2 separate regions of the Homo sapiens genome follow, and region 2 is linked to region 1. A link is a contact called in ENCODE Hi-C data. All regions are on one chromosome and are shown on one strand. Each heading gives the region's core, a stretch centred on a gene start or an enhancer-like site at or near the end of the contact. The rest is flanking DNA. Distances are from core to core; before and after follow the strand shown. Region 1 overlaps LINC01949 (long intergenic non-protein coding RNA 1949). Region 2 overlaps MEF2C-AS1 (MEF2C antisense RNA 1).

Evidence for each region. Hi-C counts contacts between places; a loop is a spot of excess contacts on that map. Pooled maps may share reads with other maps.
Region 2: a pooled map shows a loop between it and region 1 (16-fold over the local background). The contact joins two enhancer-like sites. A Hi-C loop is called at or near these places in 2 of 50 pooled maps.

Annotation. Positions count from the first base shown.
Region 1 is chr5:87,228,400-87,232,982 of GRCh38, reverse strand. The region is part of intron 2 of LINC01949 (long intergenic non-protein coding RNA 1949); the gene reads left to right. All of the region lies in intron 2 of LOC101929380 (a long non-coding RNA gene), which reads right to left. Among named protein-coding and RNA genes, the nearest start is that of LINC01949, 8.5 kb to the left of the region's middle. RefSeq lists an enhancer at 1,535-1,904. Within about 2 kb of position 1,887, at least 2 of the 41 ENCODE cell types and tissues checked have a DNase peak (open chromatin) inside an H3K27ac peak, as active enhancers do.
Region 2 is chr5:89,341,117-89,345,699 of GRCh38, reverse strand. The region is part of intron 7 of MEF2C-AS1 (MEF2C antisense RNA 1); the gene reads right to left. Among named protein-coding and RNA genes, the nearest start is that of LINC02161, 240 kb to the left of the region's middle. RefSeq lists an enhancer at 2,810-2,859. Within about 2 kb of position 1,844, at least 3 of the 41 ENCODE cell types and tissues checked have a DNase peak (open chromatin) inside an H3K27ac peak, as active enhancers do.

The sequences.
Region 1 (4,583 bases), core at 638-3,137:
CTCAGGTCTTCAGACCTACCCTGAAATTGGCACCATCAGCTTTCCAGAACTACATTTCTGGCTATAATACATGGGAAAAACAAACCCAAATGTTTTTCAGACTCTGTACTAACATACTCAATCCAACACTTCAGAGGCCAGATGTGTGAGGTTATCTCTCCACACACCAAGCAAGCACTCCTCCAGCAGACACAAGCTGGGTGTCGTGTAGTTCAATTCAATCCTAACACTGTGTACCTGGAGATAACATCAGACCCCACAGGTTGAGTGCTCAGTCCCCCAAGAGTGTCCTCCACTTCAGATGCCAACTGCAAGCCCCAGGTTGTGGCCTGTGCTTCCGACAGAGCAGCCATAAATCAGGGTTCCCATGACTCTCCTTCTCAGTTTCTGTTAACTTACTAGAGGTTCTCACATAACTCAGGGAGACACTTACATTTACCCACTTATTATGAAGGACATTATAAAAAATACAGATGAACAACCAGATGGAAAAGTGTATAGATTAAAGTATGGAAGAAGGGACATGGAGCTTTCATGCTCTCACTGGCACATTACTTTCCAGAAACTTTCACATGTTCAGCTACCCAGAAGCTGTTCCAAACTCTGCCTTTTTGAGTTTTTATGGTGGCTTCATTGCATAGGCATGATTGATTATATCATTGGCCATTGTTGATGGCCAACTCAATCTTCAGCCCCTCTCCCTTCTCCATAGGTTAGGGCTGAAAGTCTCAATCCTCTAATTATGTCTTGGTCTTTCTGGCAACCAGCTCCCATCCTGAAGCTATCTAGGGTTCCACACCTACTGGTTATCTCATTAACATACAAAAGATAATCCATCATTTCTGAAATTCTAAGGGTTTTAGTATCTGTATGCCAGGAAACAGGGAAGAAGACCAGATATATATTTCACAATACCACAATGGCTTTCCTGGGTCTCCAGGTAAATGGCAGAACATAGGACATCTTAGCATAATCTCATGAGCTAATTTCTTACTAATTTCTTATAATACATCTCTCTTTATGTGTACACACATGCACACACACACCCCTATTATAGGTTGGTGCAAAAGTAATTGTGGTTTTACCACTAAAAGTAATGGCAAAAACCGCAATTACTTTTACACCAACCTAATAGTCCTGTTTCTCTGGAAAACCCTAACTAATACAAAGTTTCACCCCATGGAGCTTTGATTCTCCCACATTTTGGACTTGTACATATGTGAATGCCAAGGAATCATGTGGTGGCATCTTATGCCTTAGCATTAAAAGAGAATCCCAGGATGGGAGGAGAGGTGCTAGCAGTTTGTACCTTGTGAAGTCACACAAGTCACACATACCTGTATGTTGCTGCAATGGCTGTTGGAATAAGTACACAGAGTCCCCAAAGACTAGTGAGGCCAAGATGTGTGAGTCATTTTCCATCACACACAAAAAACCCAATTGTTCTAAGTATGTATTTTACCAAGCAGCTTTATAGAAAGAAAAACAAACAAACAAACCAAACAACAACAACAACAAAAAACCTTGGCCAGGCACAGTGGCTTACACCTGTAATCCCAGCATTTTGGGAGATTCAGGCGGGTGGATCCTTTGAGCTTGGGAGTTTGAGATCAGCCTGGGTAATGTGGCGAAACCTCATCTCTACCAAAAATATAAAAACTAGCCAGGTGTGGTGGTGCACGCCTGTAGTCCCAGCTGCTTAGGAAACTGAGGTGGGAAGATTGCCTGAGCCCAAGAGGTAGAGGTTTCAGTGAGCCGTGGGAAGATTGCCTGAGCCCAAGAGGTAGAGGTTTCAGTGAGCCGTGGGAAGATTGCCTGAGCCCAAGAGGTAGAGGTTTCAGTGAGCCAAGATTGTATCACTGCACAACTGTTGCCTGGGCAACAGAGCCAGATCCTGTCTCAAACAACAAAAACAGTCCTTATATTTAATCTCTCACAGATAAAAAAAATAGTATTTTAGCAATTATTAAAAAGTATCTTGTTTTTGAAAGAAATTTGTGCTATGAAAAGGGCATTTTGAATATAAACTGAAAAATTTTCCATTTTTAAGTGATACAGCTAAAAATTATTACAGCTTCTTTAAAATCCCCTTATCAGCATGCCTAACAAGATTTTTCTAATTTATTCTAAATCTTTCACATAAAGAATTCAGTGAGTTTTAAATTCATTTATTACATAAGAATATTATAACTTTTTATTAGTTTATAGAAAAGTTTAGTGACATCAGGATAAATTGATATTTATTATATGAAAGTTATGAAAACTTTTGTATAGTTGCTAAGTAGGATTAAAAAATGAGTATCAGAATTTGGTAAACACAGCCAGAGATACATTTCATTTGCACACAAATGTTTTTGTGAGGTTTCTTTTTCAGTTAGGAAAATCATTAAAATCATGTACTGATGTAAACTAAACTTAGTACCGGACTTTCAAATCACTTGATTCCAAAGTTTAAATCAAGGTTTTTAAAAATAAAGTATTTTCAATTATAAAATGATTAATAATTTTCTAGTGAGAGTAAAGATGTTTGAAATATTAGGCTTAGTTTATTTGATGTATATATTTAATCCTATAAAATTTCTTTTGTAATAACTATCTGCAGAGTAGCATATTTGTGATTTATAAATATTATATGCTCAGAATCCTTGATTGATAAGAGCATATGATTAAAAAATGAAAACACATTGTAGAGTTATTCATAGTCACATATGTATGTAACTGAATATATATGATATATATAATATAAATAAATATATTTAAAATACATATTTATATATAAATATGTATTATATATAAATATATATCATATATTATATATAAATATAAACAAATATATATATATAAAGAGCCATGATACATTGTCTTTAGGACAATATCCTTCCAATCTTAGCTGATCAAGTACTCTGTGTTTTCCTATCCGGTTTTACTACCCATGACTTCTTGGCGGTAATTCCTATCTACCTTCCTAATCATTTCTCTTCATTCACTTAATACTTCAACTACTGACTCACTGCCTTCCTGTACATCTTCATTCCTGTCATTGTTCTTAGTGATTCCAAGAACCATGTAGAAGAAACACTCTGAACTTTAGCTTCTCTATTCCTTGACCTCTCCTCTTTCAATGTTTTCCTCTATCCCACCTTTGCCACCTATCACAAGACCACTGGAACTTATCACCACTAATGAAACCACCTGGTAATTCTTTATTTGAAGCATCCTACTTTATGACCATCACCTCCTGTTCTTCTAATTCATTTACCTGAGTCTTCCATTGCTGCAGTTCTTTAGCCCTATTGTAATCTGCAAACTACTGTTTTCCTTGTTTGAACTTCAGTAGCTTAACATTGGTAGAAAATACTAGGGTGACTGATAACACTTGAAATTCATCACAAAAACTTCAACTAGCCATTCAATACTGCCTACCATTCTTGTATGTTTTTCTAGCAGATTTGCTTTTGACTTTCTCAGATGACAGTTGAAAACCTGCACTTCACCCTTCACACACCTTCCCTGCTTAACTGAGAAAACAGAAGGTATCCGCTGGGCACAGTGACTCAAGCCTGTGATCCCAGCATTTTGGGAGGCTAAAGTGGGAAGATTGCTTGAGCCTAGGAGTTCCAGACCTGCCTGGTCAACATAGCATGATCATGTCCCTATTTAAAAAAAAAAAAATTAGCCAGGCATGGTGAAGCATGCCTATAGTCCCAGCTACTCTGGAGGCTGAGGCAGGAGGATTGCCTGAACCTAGGAGTCCAAATGACTGGGTTTGTGAAGGCTACAGTGAGCCATGACTGTACCACTGTACTTCAACCTGTGCAGCAAAGTGATACCTTGTCTCAAAAAAAAAAAAAAAAAAAAAAAAAAAAAAAAAAAAAAAGAAGAAGCAGAAGAAAAAAAAGAAAGAAAAGGGAAAAGAAAATAGAAAACATTGAAGGTAAACTCCCTCATCTTCCCACACGAAATCTAACCAAACAGAAACTTTGTCCTTTTTGTTACAGTGAAGGAAATATCTCTGCCATTATCAAATGCAAATCTTCCTATTTTTCTCTGGATTTAATCCCCTCTTGCTTGTCATGGACTAGGAGTATTTGCTCCTCTGCTCCTCTATCTAGCAGCATCACTCTCACCCTTTCTGTTAGATCATACCTATTAACGTATCTGACATGCCCCATGTTAAAAAAAAAAAAAAGTAAACACACTTCTGTTGATTCCATCTTATTTTCTGGATACTGCCCTATTACTTTTAATTCTTCTATTTAACATCTTAAACATGTTATCAATGTTCACTATCACCACTTTCTTTCTTCCAATTAATTATTCACCCCATTCTAATGTAGCTTCTGTTTCCACCTCTGCAGTGAGGTGGACCTTTGTCAAGGTCTCCCACAGTCTCTGCATTGCCAAACCCAACTCCTCTCTTCCTACCTCATTTGATGCCTTGGCAGCATTAGACCCAGCAAAACACTCTCCTTAAAGCCTTTCTTCCCTTGGCTCTGTGACATCATCGTCCTGGTTTTCCTCTTACCTCACTGTTACTCCTTCTCTCTTTGCCAAGCCTCAGAGCTAGTCTCTTTTCAATTCTA
Region 2 (4,583 bases), core at 595-3,094, 2.1 Mb before region 1:
CTCAGTGTTACCTATCACAATTCTCATTCATTTCCCAAGACTGCTTAAACGGTCTCATTGATATTTTCTTGACCTTCCAGACAGAGTTAAGGTTTTCTTCTTAAGGGTTTTTTCAGTCCTCCCTAGTTCTCTGTGTATAGGTTTGTGTCTATAAGCTGGGTGTTGGTACAGGTTACCCTGCCATAAACAAAGCATGCAATGACATGTAAGAAAGAATACAGTAGAAAAATTAGGGGTATTTGGTATTATTACCAAATAAGGCACTGGGTATCCACAAAATCAAATTCATGAGGGAGCAGAGGGAAGAGTAGAATATAAGAAAACAGAAGTGGGATCCAGTGTTCCTAAGCAAAGATCTCTGAGGACAGTCTGCAGCCAGCTATCAGGTACAACAGGCTGGGCTCCTCATCCACACCCAGGTCCCAGGGATAGATGAAGGAGCACCTATACCTTTCAGGGTGGGGTACAAAAAGCCTACAAACCAATAGCTGGCTGATCAAAATTTTTACAAAGATCATTAATGACCAAGAACACTGGGAGCGAGGAATATTTTTTGCCTCAAACACAGAAAACTCATGACAAATTTTGACTTCTACTGAATCCTCAGCAGGCCACAAGAATAATGTTACCATTGAATTGGCTATGTAATATAGGCAGCTGATATGGGCTAGTTTGGGAACATAGGCTGATACTTTCTCTCAAAAGGAGCTTGTTTTATTTGTTGTAGTAAACTTGTTTCTCCATTTAGGCAATGAGGCCCTCAAAGGCCATGTTAAGTTCTTCTCTACATCTACTACCATGGATGGCTTATTGTAGGCACTAAAAATTGTCTTTTAATAATAAATTAACAGTTTCCTGCAAGTAGAACAGTATTCACAAAAAGCTTTCTTTAGTCCTTACACATTCATTCTTTGTTTGGAATTGTGATAAGTTTTGTTGCCATGAGAACACATTGCCAATTAAAATTTTGTTGAGAAAATAAAGATGTCACATTCAAATATCAAATAAATAGGTCACCTCAAACTCAACTAATAAGTTTTGTAGTGCATAGATAAATAATCTTTCTCTATTCTATTTTTTCATATCACAAATGATTATTTTAATATCATTTATAATTATTATCCAAATGCACAAAGTCATTTTTCACCCATGATAAGTGGAATGGACTTCCTAGACATTTCAAAGCAGTTCCCATGCCATTCAGTAGCATACAGATTCAAGGAGGTATTAACAGATGCATCACATGAAAATAAGTTAGCCATCCTGATCTCTCTCAAAGATTCTCAATGCATTTTTACATACTAAAGGCTCCAAGAAGTCTATGTGGGGAGAGATTGAATTTTAACTCACAGATCTCCAAACAGTTTATCACAACACACTTCTTTTATGACAAATTATCAGCCTTTGGAACACTGCTTTCTGAGGATAACAGTTTAAGATATTTCTTCTGAAAAATAATAGCTGTTTTCTTCTAGGAAGACATGGAAATATATATAGTGAAATTATAATAGACTTTGGAATTAGAAGCTATAGGTTCAAATCACCCAAACTTGTTGTGACTCTGTCATCCTGGAAAAGTTCTTTAACTTCTCTGAAGATTATAAAGACTGTCTCACAGGTATAAACTGCTCAATAAATACTGGTTTTATTTTTCTCACTTTACAACACCTCCCATATTCTGATAATGGACCAAGTACCGGGCTGTGGGCCCAGCTGGGGGTTAACATCCTTTAAACAAGTGGTGAGCCTAGCTTGTAGCACCTGTTCTTCTCGTGAGCCAGGTGGGGCATAGTGATATTGAGACTAGCAAAAGATAAGTGGGGAAGTGGTTATTCCACCCACACATTCTCACATGTTGCAAAATGCAGCTGGTGATTATTCTCTCAAGAGGAGTCTACTAGCATGAATGCCAATGAAAATAAGTCCTTGGGTCCTGTTTGGCACGTGTGCCTTAATTACTGACCCCCTACTCTAGGGAGGTCAACAAGAAAGAAGGTCTCTTCTTTTCTTTGCAACGGTATGAAAATGAAACAATCATAAAATCTGGCAGGAGAGTTAAGGTTAATAATTTTCAAAGAGAGTACTTGGAGGTTTCTTTACACTATAAGCACTATATAATCAAAAGTTTTCTTTTTCTGTATTAAACTATTCAATGTTAGTTATAGATCAAAATATTAAGTGTGTATTAAAACTTTTGCATTTTATAAAGTCATGAATAGATATGTTTTCCACAAATTTTAAACAGATGAAGCTTTAACCTAAGAACCTTTTTTATTAGTTTCTTCATTTTAGTTTATCCTAAGAAACGAATAACTAGTAGAGCACCGACAAACATTTTGGTGAAAGGGGTATCCCTGATTAAAATAGAGCTTCAGCTCTCTATGGACACATTGTTCACCCTCTCCCTATCTCACCCCCACCCTACCTACACTCCATCCCAACCCATGGCAAACTATAAGCCAAAACACATACCATGTAAGCTGTTTCTCCTTTAGAACAAACTTCCTTGGTCAGATTTCCTCACAAATTGGTTATATCTTCAGAAGAATTACAGCAAATTGAGGAATACAAATTGAAACCCACAAAAGACTGAAAATTAAATGTTTAAAAATAAAACTACATTTTTTTTCTTGGAAATCTAGAGGAATGTCACAAGATTCAGAACTCACATATTTCTAGGGACTAATTCTGTGGTTGAACCTAATGTCAGCTATATTATGGTTGGTTGGGTGACTCCAGGAGGAATGAACACCTGAGTCAGGAAGATGCCCAGCAAACTCTACAAATGAAAGGCAACACAGCAGCATCATGCATTCTTTTTTTCTCTTTCTCTTTTTTGTAATAAGAATGTGAAGTAGTTCCAGATGGTGTGCAAGTGGCCAGACTCAAACAAGTTACTAAGCTTGTTGGCATGAAAGAAGCTGCTTAGTGGTGACATACAAGTACAGAATCCCCACAGTCCTGCTTCCTGGTGAAACTGGAGAAAACAAACCAACAATAGAGAAATGAGTACTGTAATTTATCTTGGAGGCCAGTTAGGTTGTTTATCCCAAACTACATTTTGATTCCAGTTACAGTTTAATTATGAGTATTTGTTCTCTAACAGAGACTAAACAAAGGGTAACTATTTTCTTTTATCTTTTTCTTTGTTATGAAAATTTCAGTTTCATGTTTGCCTATCCTCTCTCTTTAAATAGTATCTTATACTATGTGAATGCATTCAGCCCAATTTCTTCCCATTTGCATGAAGTTTCTAAAATAAACAATAAGATCAGAAGTTTTTACGTATAAGAAATGCATGACTTAATAATGCCTTATGTATTTCTGTAAGCTTTTATTGCATCTATTTAACAAGTCCCTTTGGTTATAAAGGAGACACTACCATGTATCTCTGCCATCAAACTATTGACATAAAGTTTCAGACTCGGGGAAACCCACCAAGTCAAGTTACCCACTCCAGTAGCTACTGTCAAGATGTTTTTGGTTTTGACCATGAAATGGGAAGTTATAAATATATGAAAGGCATGTGGGTGATGTTCATTCTCTTCTGTGTGCCTCATACAGCTCTTCTCCCAGGGCAGCAGTAGCTGGGATTTGTCTTCTTGGTTTCAGATCACATATGCTCTTTACAAAAGATATTCAGTATTTGCTTTTGCAACTGTTCAAAAGTTACTTTAAGTGCATAATTTTTATCAATTATATTGCCAGGAGGTTTTTTCCTTCTATCTAAAACACCCTGCACTATGCTCGCTGCTACTTTTTATGGTGGGAAATTATGTTTTCCCTCTGTAGCTGTAGATGGACTCCCTGAAACTTGCTAAACCATCTCTGGGTTCTGTCTAAATTGTATTGATAAGGAGTGTTTGTAACACCTCTATTTTTGCAGAAAAAGATACTTCCAGATTGGGTTGGAGCAGAAAACAAATCCTATATTGCTAAAATTAATAATAATACTGGATTAATTTAAAGTGTTTAAATAAGAAACAAACTTTCACTATAATGGTCCCCAAATTTTTATATTTAATTCATATTTACTACCATGAGAGTAATACATTTTAATTGTTTTCATCTAACTTTTGCATTATTGATCAGTTTTTTTAAATGAACTTTCCTTTATCTACATTTTGGACCAATTCATTGTTTTTTGACCGTTCTCCTAAAAGATCTTGTTTTCATTTCAGTCTGTGTTTTAGTTGGTCTAGCTTTTTATTTTCTCATGAACCTTTTCTATTTCAGTTCAGATCAACTAGGATTGCCACATAGTTTTAACAAAAGCTATCAGGGACAGACAGTTGTAAAAAAAATTGAACAAAAAAGAAATTAGCAGAATATTAGTTTATCAGTGATAATCCACATGTCCTTCTACATGTAACAGTAAATGTACATTGTATTAAGTTGATGTTGTTTTTCAAAAATCCATCTTTGGTCTTTGAACAATTAAAGGTATTTTAAAACTTTTACTCAATGTTCAATTCTTACTGATCCAACTTCAAACTTTTCTGTCCATAGTCCATATGTTTTACACTATACCACAAATTGTTAAGCAAGAGGGGTTGAGGTCATTCACTTTTGAAAAAAATAAA